Linked DNA regions of Homo sapiens: all the other regions are linked to region 1. The links are chromatin contacts, found by Hi-C in ENCODE. All regions are on one chromosome and are shown on one strand. Each heading gives the region's core, a stretch centred on a gene start or an enhancer-like site at or near the end of the contact. The rest is flanking DNA. Distances are from core to core; before and after follow the strand shown. Region 1 holds the start of ZNF331 (zinc finger protein 331). Region 2 holds the start of ZNF841 (zinc finger protein 841). Region 3 holds the start of ZNF610 (zinc finger protein 610).

Evidence for each region. Hi-C counts contacts between places; a loop is a spot of excess contacts on that map. Pooled maps may share reads with other maps.
Region 2: a pooled map shows a loop between it and region 1 (4-fold over the local background). The contact joins the promoter of ZNF841 here to the promoter of ZNF331 in region 1. A Hi-C loop is called at or near these places in 6 of 50 pooled maps.
Region 3: a pooled map shows a loop between it and region 1 (4-fold over the local background). The contact joins the promoter of ZNF610 here to the promoter of ZNF331 in region 1. A Hi-C loop is called at or near these places in 6 of 50 pooled maps.

Annotation. Positions count from the first base shown.
Region 1 is chr19:53,536,434-53,540,382 of GRCh38, forward strand. ZNF331 (zinc finger protein 331) reads left to right here and starts at 1,712. Exons shown (of 6, transcript NM_001079906.2): 1 at 1,712-1,863; 2 at 2,783-2,849. RefSeq lists enhancers at 1,440-1,956, 1,742-1,791.
Region 2 is chr19:52,093,862-52,097,810 of GRCh38, forward strand. It overlaps ZNF841 (zinc finger protein 841), which reads right to left and starts at 1,904. Exons shown (of 7, transcript NM_001136499.2): 1 at 1,714-1,904; 2 at 1-110.
Region 3 is chr19:52,334,627-52,338,575 of GRCh38, forward strand. ZNF610 (zinc finger protein 610) reads left to right here and starts at 1,617. Exons shown (of 6, transcript NM_001161425.2): 1 at 1,617-1,880. RefSeq lists an enhancer at 3,401-3,901.

The sequences.
Region 1 (3,949 bases), core at 462-2,961:
CTGCTCAAATTATATGTACCATTTTAACCTACCCTTTTCCCTTGTTGATTCTTCAGAAGTTTTCTTAATTAATGAGTCAGTATTATTAGGAAATGTACTCTATGTCATTGTATAACAGACCATGGTTTAATCTGATTTTCCTTTATCCTCCACTGCAAGATTTTCATTTTTAAAAATTATTCTCGACTGGGTGTGGTGGCTCACGCCTGTAATTCCTGCACTTTGTGAGGCCGAGGCAGGCGGATCACCTGAGGTCGGGAGTTCGAGTCCAGCCTGACCAACATAGAGAAACCCCGTCTCTTCTAAAAATACAAAAAAAATTAGCCGGGCGTGGTAGCGCATGCCTGTCATCCCAGCTACTGGGGAGGCTGACGCAGGAGAACCCCTTGAACCCAGGAGGCGGAGGTTGCAGTGAGCCGAGATCGCACCATTGCACTTGAGCCTGGGCAACAAGAGCGAAACTCCGTCTCAAAACAAACAAACAAACAAACAAAAAATTATTCTCTGGAAATTCTGGGTAACGTCAGTGGATTACATCAATGTTAATCTTCTGGTTGTGGTATTATATACTACAATCACCAGCTGAGGTAACCAGGTGAAAGGTACACAAGATCTCTCAATTTTATTTCTTGTAACTACATATGAATCTAAAGTCTATCTAATTAAAAGAGAAAAAGATTTTCAGAAAAAAAGCATTTTGTGAACATACTTCAACATTGTGTACAACTATAGCTACTTCCTTGGCATAAATACCAAAAAGTGGGATTTTGAGTCAAAATGAGACTGTGGTTAAGTACCTGCAACATCCTGTAGACCCTGTGACGTTAGTACTTGGAATGAGAGCGGGACTCACGGGGCATAACTGCTACCTGTACATTGTTTACAATGCAGCAAGCAAGGGACACCGAATAGCAGCTCCGGCAGCCTGTGCTAGCGGCCTGCAGAGAATTCCAGGTGACGCTCCAGAGGGGCTAGGAGAGGATACCCTTCTGAGGACAGCCATGGCTCGCCCGGCATCACCCCACTCAAGAGGCCAGACGGGGTCCCAGCTGGGGTGACACAGCTCCTTTCCCAGTCGGGAAGGGGCGTCTGCAGGGACCAGGAAGGGCTTAGCTTGGGGCTGCCCGCTCCGGCACCGACCTGGGACGCGCCCTGAGGCCCCTGCCTGGGACCGTCCCGGACTACATTTCCCAGAGACCATCCAGGAGTACGCCGTGCTGCATGCTGGAACACGGGGCTTGGGGCTCTGGTTTCCCCCGACGGCCCCGCGTCCTCTTCTAGCCTCACCCTCTCCCGAGGCCCCAGCGTTGGGGGACTACCGGGTGCGTCTGCGGCTTTGGGAGAGTGGGAGGAGGGAAAGGGATGGGAGGGGTGCACGCACACGTGTCAGTGTGTCCGCGTGTCAGCATCTGTGCAGGCGCACGTGTGTGTCGGGCTCTGTTGTGTCTGCACATGCGTGTCGGCATCTGTGCGTGCGCACACGCCCGTCAGGGTCTGTGTGCCCGCACAGGCACGTCAACAGCTGAGCACGCTATGTATCGGGGGTCTGTGTACGCTCACATACGTGTCGGGGTCTGGGTACGTGCACATACGTGTAGGGGTCTGTGTGCACATGCGTGTCGGGCTCTGCTGCTGTCTGCGCGCTGCGGCCGCTGGGTGCGCGTGCGCATGCGCGCTGGCCTCCAGGGGGTGGCGGGACCGAGTGTGTGACGCACTTGCGTGGGAGTACGAGGCTGACGCGGCGGCCCTGTCCCCGTAACTGTGACACGGGTGCACGCGAGCGTCATTGGGGGCGATGGGGGCCGTGCTGGGTGCGCGTTTGCACCAGTGACGCAGCCGCTGCATCTCCGCCAGTCCGCGCAGGTGAGATTGGTGCGCGTGGCTCCGAGGGGAGACGGGCACGGGGCTTCTGACGGTGACGCACTTGCTGGAGAGTGTGGGGTGACACAGCCGGGCTCTCCCCATAACTGGTGACCGGGGGTGCTCCAGAGGCTTTGGGTCAACGCAGCCCGTGCCTGTGAACCTCGGCGGTGCGTCCCTGGGACTCTGCTCCGTGAGGTGCGCTCTGGGGGTTGTGCGGGGGCAGCGGTCGGGACGGGTCTCCGTGGCCCACGGATGCACCTCTGCACCGTGTGGGGTGGTGGGGCCCGTAGCATGGCCGTGCTGGGCGTTAGTGGGTATGAGGGGCGCAGATGTGTCTCAGGACAGAGTGAGCTGTGGTGAGGCTGAGCTGTGCAGACTTGTGCTGGGATGGGTGATCGGGCCTTCTGGGTGACGCAGGTGTGTGTGACAACACAACCTGTAGCTTCAGCGTCTCTGTGCTGGGATGGATGATCGGGCCTTCTGAGTGATGCAGGTGTGTGTGACAGTGCAACTTGTAGCTCCAGCGTCTCTGCTGCTTCCCCTGCCTTCACCTCCTAACCAAGCGGTACCTGCCTGAGAACAAGGGCCGCGGAGGGACGTGAGCGCCTGAGCCTCGCCTGGAAATTCACCAGCAAGAAGGCAGAAACAGCCATGAGGTGACGCTTTCAGAGCCAGAAGTGCTGTGCATGCAGGCCACCTGAGTGACAGGGGACGGTGGCCTCAGGAGTAGAATTCCTCCTGTAGAGGGACAGGTCCCTGATGTGGGAGACAGGGAGGGGGGCAGCTCCACGCGTCATCATCTCAATCGCCACAGCGTGCTCTTCAGGAATCTCCCAGAAACTCCATCTCGGGGCCTCGTATTTCTCATTGGTTTTATTAGGTATGGCAGGTGTTACCCTTCCGGTTCTGTTTTCCCCAGGCCAGCATCCTTCAGAAAAAGCATCCCCGAGGAGGAAGACGAATCGTTAAACATCTGAAAGGGTCAGGTGAGTATCCTTTTTTTTTTATATTAAATGATATGTGTTTATAAGACTTAAGACCAAACATTAAAGGTAGATGACCAAGATTTGAGTCCTGTTTCTGCCTCTTAGCTTTTTGAGCCTTCTGAAGATAGGCTTGTGAGGAGGGTGAAATGCATTAACACGCATAAAACCCATAGACGCGCACCCCTGAGTGGGAGTGCACAGTGAGTGCTGCTGTTTTGTGCTAAGTCTGGATGTCTGTACATCAGGAGCAACGTACATATGAAGGTAACTGGGATGGGTGTTTGCAGGTTCACAAAATGAACCACAGCCTCAAATGGCCTAGAACTGTTATCCTTAACCTGAGGGCCTGCCTTTAACTCCACTTACAACTTTCCAAGGGACATTCTGTGTATATTTACTGTATGTGATTATCAGTGTTAGTGTATCTGTCCCCCACCACCACCACCCTAAGGAGATACTCTGTAATTTCATGGCATTAAGAAGGATGGACATGCCCCAAAGACATTTAGACCCATTGGTCTACAATCGAAGGCTGTGTACCTTGACCACAATTATTGTTCAGGATGGTGGAAATGGTTAAGTAATTATACCACGTTCATTTCATGGAATACTCTGCAGCTACAAAGAAGTAAGTTTAGTTATAACCGTAAGAAAGAAAAATGCACCTGACATAATATTAAACACTACTAATAGTTATTAACAATAGTAAATGAAGGAAATGCTTCAGTTGCCTACAAATTCCATTGAATAAGATTTTTGTAAATACCTTATCCAACATGACATTTTAGTATATTATTTAGGATTATTCATGAATCCTTCAAAAGAGAGGAGCCTGGCCACATTTATTGAGCGCATTTTTGTACCATACTCTATTGTGTTTTGCACACACTCCTTAATTTATTCTTACCTTAGTCTGTAACAAAGTACCATAGACCGGTGGCTGAAACCACAAACATTTATTGCTCACAGTTCTGGAGGCTGGAAGTCTGAGAAGAGGGTACCAGCATGGTCAGGTTCTGATGAGGGCCCTTTTCCAGGTTGGAGACTGTCACCATCTTGCTGTGTCCTCTCACGGAGGACATGTGTGTGCTTGGAGGCTC
Region 2 (3,949 bases), core at 654-3,153, 1.4 Mb before region 1:
GGTGGCTCACATCTGTAATTCCAGTGCGTTGAGAGGCTGAGGTGGAAAGACTGCTTGAGGCCAGGAAGTAGAAGCTGCAGTGAGCCGAGATCATGCCACTGCTCTCCAGCCTAGGCGGCAGAGAGAGACCATGTCCCCCCCCAAAACAAAACAGAACAAAGCCAAAAAAAACACCAAAGACATATCTTGTAGTGACAGTCAGTCATTTCTTGCCCCATTTCTCCCCTCCTTTATGCTCTACTCCATCATTGGGAAGAAGAGAGTTACCACAAATAACTGGATCAAGTCACTGCCCTCTGGCTAAATAGGAATTCCAAATATCTTTTGATACAAATACATACAAAATGCACAAGGCTTATAGAAAAAACTTTGGTGATTTTCATCCTCATGAGTACAACTTAAACATATTTCAAATCAGAGTATAAAGCCACAAATCAATATATTACAACCACCATCCATATCCAATCAACTGTCACGCATCTGGATGGGGTCCTCTCCCGCTTTCTTCACGGCTATGTGTTTCCCTCTCTCATTCTGAGCGTCTTTTTTTTCTCCTTTTCTGTTTTGCACCCCTTTCTTTATTCCCTCTTTTATGTCTGTTCTGCCCAATGCTCTGCAACTTACTTCACCTCTCGTAGCTCTTTCTCCCCAATCTTTCCGATTGTCCCCAATCTCCACGTATTTCTGCCTCTTTTCCCCCATCTAAGCTCCCTCTCTGCTCTCCTTGTTAAATTCCCTCTTCCCTGTTACATCTCCTTTGTTCCCACTCTCTAGCACCCCCAATTTCCTAGGCTTACTCCCTGCTGTGGTTCTCCCTCTACTCTGCTTGTCACCCACTGCCCTCTCTCCCTCTCTTTCAGTCCCAGCACCACGTAGCTCTGTCAGCCGCGGCTCCAACTCTTTCACCTTCTCCCCACTGTCTGTCTGTCTGCAGTGCCTCCTCCTTTGCCGCCCCACTCTATTTTGCTGCCCTTCATCTCTCTGAAGGTCCCCTTTTTTTCTAAATTTCTCTGTGTGCTTTTCTCCCCCTGCTACTTTTTCCATCCGTTCTCTTTCACTCTTGCTCTCTTTGCAAGTCCCTAAAGTATCATCCATTTTGCCGTGTATTTATGGGTCTCCCTCATTCTTTTCTCCTCAGTTTTTCCTTTTGCTCCGTCGTTCCCCGTCTTTTCCTCTCCTGATCCCTCTCACCCACACATTCGGGAGGAAAGGGGAGGAATAGGATGCCCACCTCCCGGAAGAGCACATTTTCCAGTGGAGTAAAATTTGGGAAGGAAGAACACTGGGTGTCACAAGACAGACTCAGGTAACCTGTCCCAACGGGGAGTCAAGAAAAGCAGTGGCTGTGAAGGGGAAGCCTGGGGAGCGGAAGGACCCGGCGTGAGGACGACACGAGGTGGCGCGGAGAACGATGTCTCACGACAGGGAGGGTCTGCAGAATCCCAGGACGTGGGAGGAGAAGCGGCTCCTTCAGGAGCCGGACAGTGGGCGCTCCCCTCCAGGGGCAGACGACGGAGGAGCTCGGGGATCGCGAAGGGCGCTAGTCCACATCCCGAATGAGGACTCGACTTGGCGCGGGGCCCAAGCAGAGGGTTTTAAGCGGGAACACTACCTGAATGGGGTTGTCTACATGGTCCTAAGGAAGAAAGGCAGAGAGCAAGGAACGGCCTCAGAGAGATTTTAAACCGAAAGGGAAGCAATTCTCCTACTTACTTGGGACGAAGGGGCTGTTGCGGGTATTTTAAGGTCCGTAGCGATCCCCAGGTCACGGGTATGGAGAACCGAGGACTGCGAAGTGCACGTTTAATCAAGGTAGACGAAGAGAAGCAAACGTTTAATCCAGGTAGACTGAAACACACTCATAGCGACGTGGCCTTTCCCCAGCGCGATCTGCTTCCGGGTGTGCAGGAAACTGGGCGCGGAAAGAAAAACTGGGCGGCCTGGGGGCGGGGCCTAGGCGGGGCGCGACTAGGAAAGGGCTGGGCGGAAAGACTGGCCTGACTTGGGAGTGGCCCGAAAGGGTGGTGGGAGGCCCAGGGCGGTAGGGGGCGTGACTAGGTGGGGCTTGGCTGGACCGAAAACTGGGATGAAGCGGGGCCTCCAGGGGTGGGCGGGGCCGAGGCGGGGCCTGTTCTCCACTCCGCCTCTCACCCAGCAGGATTTTGTTTTCCAGGTTTGGGAGTATTTGTGACTATTTCTTGTCCTGTGAAGCAGCGTTGCTCCTTGCCCATTTTAAATTAATGTTTCAGAATTTAAGGTTGAATCTTAAAGTTGTGGTCCACTTATACTGGAAACTAAGATGATTTATTCTTAACAAGTTGAACTGATTTAAGTCAAAACCGATTTTTCCGAGCCTGGTGGACTCCATCCAGTCTTACCAGAAAAGCTGAAGCTACTCAGTAGTCAGGGAACTGGGATCTCGGTGGGGATTGGATGTGGAGCAGTGACTGGATCCAGGAACCCAGAAGACATTATGCCAAGCGAAATGTGCTAGACACAGTGTAGAAAATGAAATAAGTAGAGGTTCCTCTTCAAAGGGACTTTCCTCCCAGTCTAATTGAGAATAGATAGTAACCTCTCTTAGAAGCAAAATTTACTCAAAGACCTGTGCTAATATTCTTAAATATCTGCTAGCCATAATAGATAAATCAATATACTCTGTGTTCTTAGCTCCCACATTTTAGCCTAGATATTTGCCCTGGCATGCCTGAATTGTTCCAAGCAAGCATTAGGTCACAGCCTATTCCTCTTCCTTATTTGGAAGTGTTTTTGCCTCTCTCAGCCTTCCACAAGTTACTTCCTCTCTTCCTTTGTTCTCCTCTGCCTTTGCCTCTTTTGGGAAGTTCTAAGGTGCTAGCCAATCAGGTCAAGCACAGAATTGGGTCCGATTCCAGCCAATGGAAACCAGACACAGCAGTAGGGTGGACGCGTCAGGTTATTATTATTATTATTTTTTTTGAGACGGAGTCTCGTTCTTTCGCCCAGGCCGGAGTGCAGTGGCGCTATCTCGGCTCACTGCAAGCTCTGCCTCCTGGGTTCACGCCATTCTCCTGCCTCAGCCTCCCGAGTAGCTGGGACTAGAGGCACCTGCCACTGCGCCCAGCTAATTTTTTGTATTTTTAGTAGAGACGGGGTTTCACTGCGTTAGCCAGGATGGTCTCGATCTCCTGACCTCGTGATCCGCCCACCTCGGCCTCCCAAAGTGCTGGGATTACAGGCATGAGCCACCGCGCCCGGCCAGATGCGTCAGGTTATAAATGACCCTTCTCTTTTGTTCATGTGTACTCTCGTGGCAAGACTGCTAGTGAGCAGCACCCTTTCTGCAGAAAGTAAACTAGCCTTGCTGAGAGATCCTTTGTCTCAGTGTTGATTTTTGCGACACTGAGCACCCGTTCCCAACACACACAAAGAAACATACTTCATGCACTTACTTACACGTGCTAAGTACAAACATCAAATTCAGAGTAACAAAGTAGAAGGGTGGTTTCCAGGGCTGAGGGTGTTTCCTATGCCTGTCCCACCATTGTATTTTGGAAGCAGATAACTTCTCTGGCTTCACAGATTCACAGCTGGGCAGAAACTTTGCCTCAGGATGAACCACACCTTGTGTCTCACCCATATGTGATTCAGATAATATTTAGGTGATATTTGGGCCTTAGAGTTGATACTGAAATGGATTAAGACTTTTCAGATGGGCCAGGCAAGGTAGCTTAGGCCTGTAACCCCAACAATTCAGGAGGCCGAGTCTGGCAGATTACTTGAGCTCAGGAGTTCAAGACCAGCCTGGGCACATAGCAAGAACCCCGTCTCTACAGAAGATATAAAAATTAGCCATGCTTAGTGGCACACTCCTGTAGTCCCAGCTACTTGGGCGGCTGAAGTGGCAGGATCACTTAAGGCCAAGGATTTGAGACCAGCCTGGGCAACATAGTCAGACCCCATCTCTACA
Region 3 (3,949 bases), core at 367-2,866, 1.2 Mb before region 1:
AGAAAATCTAAACAGAATGTAAGATGAAACATATAAGATGATTTAACAGAGAAATTGCACCAATCTTTCAGGCAGGAGAATCACCTGAGGTCAGGAGTTTGAGACCAGCCTGTCCAACATGGTGAAACCGTGTCTGTACTAAAAATACAAAAATTAGCCAAGCACTGTGGTGCAAGCCTGTAGCCCCAGCTACTTGGGAGGCTGAGGCTGGAGAGTCGCTTGAACCGGGGAGGCAGAGGCTACAGTGAGCTGAAACCGTGTCACTGCACTCCAGCCTGGGTGACAGAGCAAGACTCTGTCTCAAAAACAAACACACACACACACACACACACAATGTAATTTACATCTATTTTTTAAAGTTATTGGTTTTTTTAAAAGCAACAGTTGGGCCGGGTGCAGTGGCTCACCCCTGTAATCCCAGCACTTTGGGGGCCGGGGCGTGGGGGGGGGGTGTGGATCACGAGGTCAGGAGATCGAGACCATCCTGGCTAACACGGTGAAACCCCATCTCTACTAAAAATACAAAAAATTAGGCGGGCGTGGTGGTGGGTGCCTGTGGTCCCAGCTACTCAGGAGGCTGAGGCAGGAGAATGGCGTGAACCCAGGAGGCGGAGCTTGCAGTGAGCCTGGGTGACAGAGCGAGACTCCGTCTCAAGAAAAAAAAGCAGTTGGTGGTGGCCTAACATCCCTCCGGGGACAGGACCCATCGCCGAACGATGGGTATGGTGGCATGTGCCTGTAGCGTTTTTAACACACAGGGAAGCGACCGCCAGACTCTCACGGAGATGCCCCGTTCGTTCTGCCTTGGGCCAGGTAAATACGGATTCCCAGGTTGGCCTTAACCCTCCAACGCGCTTGGCGTTGTCCCTCGGAAACTCTCTAGAGATGAGCACTCTAGAGATGACTCAGTGGACTGGGAAAGGCAGACCCACCTCAATTTGGGTGGGCACAATCTAATCAGCTGCCAGCACAGTCAGAATAAAAGCAGGCAGAAGAACGTGAAAACACTAGACGGGCTTAACCTCCCAGCCTACATCTTTCTCCCGTGCTGGAGATCAGAGATGATGATGGAAAGGGAGAAGATTTCTATTATGTTCTGTGGGCCGTCAGCATGAAATTGCACATGCTACCCAGGCAGGGCTTTGCATTTCACATTTTAACTTGCATCGCCTTCACACAGAATTCCAGGCCTTTTAAATTAAATTGTTAAAATTAGTTTTTATTTACTTATTTATTTTAGGACAGAGTCTACACTGAGTATAGCACTGGGTCTACACTACGCCCAGGCTGGAGTGCAGTGGCCATGATAGCTCAGTGTAGACTCGAACTCCTGGGCTGAAGCGATCCTCCAGCCTCAGCCTCTCTAGTCGCTGGGACTACAGGTGCCTGCCACCACGGCCGGCTTAAAATTGATTTTAATAGCAGGAAATTTCCTGGATCTAATCCTCAACTGACGTTGCTTTGCTCCGGCAGGATCCCAGTTTGCAGAGGGCTGAGCTGCTCCAGCCTCACTGCCAGCAAAACCCGGAAAACAGAGGCACTGGAGGCGTGGCCTAGGGAAGCCCCGCCCCGTCCCGTCCCGGTCCGCTCTCTATGCTGCGCGCGCGCAGTTTTTTGCAGACCCGGAAGCGGATCGCGTGGGTAGAAGGTCACACCGCAGCGCGTCAGTTTCCCTTTGTTTAGATTCAATCTGGGCTTCCCAGCTCCCCCGCGCTTCTGTACCCGGGATCTGAGAGTCAACACAGACCTTGAAATCCCCGCACCGCTCCCTCCACCCCGTGTAAATTCAGGCGTCTCCGTGAGAGTCCGGCGCTCGCTTCCCTGTGTGTTAAAATCGCTCGGCGACGGGTCCTGTCCCCGCTCGTTCTGCCTTGGGCCAGGTAAACACGGATTTTCGAGACTCCTTTCCGCTTAAAACTCTTTACTGACCCAACGTCCTGCCCCGCGCTTTTAAAAGTCCTTACCGCAAGGTGGATTCCCGCCCGGGGAGCCTCCCAACCTCGCCCCCGGCCCCTGAAGCGCAGCGCCGCAGCCCCAGTCCCGGCGGGGGAGGCCGCGTCCTGTACTGGGTCCTGGGACCCTTGAGACCCCACACTTCTAATAATTCAGCCCCACCCTTTTCCTCCTTGATCCGGGCCTTCCTACTCCCCAGGCCTCCCCTTCGCAGCCATCGCTACTCCCGACCCCCGGGTGTGGGGACGTGACTTCTTCTGTCTTAGGACATTCAGGATTCTTCGTCCCAAATTCCATCCCACTAAAAATGTGCTCTTGGCGGAGGTGGGCACCTTATTGTACTCCCCTGCCTATGGATGTGTGGGGAAAGATGGTGAAAGAGTGGCAGGAAATAGAAAAATTTTGAAAAAGAAGCATGAGGGAGATCCATAAGCAGACGGCAGAGAGTAGCTGAGAGATTTACAGAGACAGTGAATGAAGCCGAGAATGTAGCAGGGGGAGAAAAGTAACTGGAGAAATGTAGAGAAAAGCTGGGTCTCCAGAGAGATGAAGATGAAGCAAGATTGGGAGAGGGGCAGAAAGGGGGAGGCTCCTCAGACAGAGTAGGGGAGAGGAGGAGGGATTTGGAGCCAGGGCAGACAGAGCAGCATGGTGCTGGGACAGCAAGAGGGGGCAGCTGATGACAAGGAGAGCAGAGGGAGAACCACAGCATGGGGAGGCCTGGGATCCGGGGGGGCCAGAGAGTGGGGACAAGAGAGTGTAGCAGGGAAGAGGAAATTTAACAGGGAGAACAGAGAGGAAGCAGAGATAGGGAGGGCAAGAAACAGGCAGAATGGAAATTGGGGACAATCAAAAATTGGACACAAAGAGGAACAAGGGGTAAAACAAATTGCCAGAATGGAGCAGAACAAATGGAAGAGAAGGAATAGAGGGAAGAGGGGGAGAAACAGCAGGAGAGGAGAGGGGCAGAAAAATAAGCCAATTCTTATGGGAAAAATGAAGTGAAAAAAAGCAGGAGAAAGAAGGTAAGAATGAGAGAGCTGTACAGAATGAGGGAGGGAAACATACTAATGACAAAAGAGGGGGAACCTGAGTGCAGATGAGCGATGAGTTGATGGACTATTATGATCAAATTGTGATATACTGATTTCTCTAATTGTAATCTAATAAGCACAAAATTTATTTCAAAAGTACAGATGAAGATGAGACTTGCAAAGTTCCTGCCTATAAGGGAAGTGCATTTTATAATTCTTGACATCACAAGTTAGCTTCCATTCACAATCCCTGTTCAGCCAGAGGGCAGTGACTTGCCTCATTCGGGTGTGGGTGAGTGGGTAAGACAGGAGGAAAAACCAAAGCGTTTTTCCTACGCTTACAATCAACACAATAGTGAACACCCAACACAGAATGCCACATCTCTGGTCACCAAAATGTGTTGGGGATTACTTCCCACCCACAAGCAGTTCATCAGACACCACCTGGGTGTTGTGTAATTTAACTCAATTTCACACTAACACTATCTATGTGGAGTTAGCCTCAGATTCTACAGGTTGAGAGCTCAGTTCCACAGGCATGCTCCCACTTCAGGTGCCACTTGCAAGTCCTGGGTTGGGACTTGAACCTTGTGACCAACCAACTATGAACCGGGGGTTCCCATGACCCTTTCCTCACATTTTGTGAATTTGCTAGAGTGGTTCACAGAACTCAGGGAAACTTTTTGCTTAGTTTCACCCATTTGTTACAAACCATATTACAAAGGATACAGATGAACAGCCAGATGGAAGAGCCTTCCTAGCAAACTAATCAAAATGAGGGGCTTTTGGACCAGGCGCAGTGGCTCTTGCTTCTAATCCCAGCACTTTGGGAAGCCAAGGTGGGCAGATCCACTTAAGGTCAGGAGTTCAAGACCAGCGTGGCCAACAAGGTGAAACCCCATCTCTACTGAAAATACAAAAATTAGCTGCGCATGGTGGCGTGTGCCTGTAATCCCAGCTGC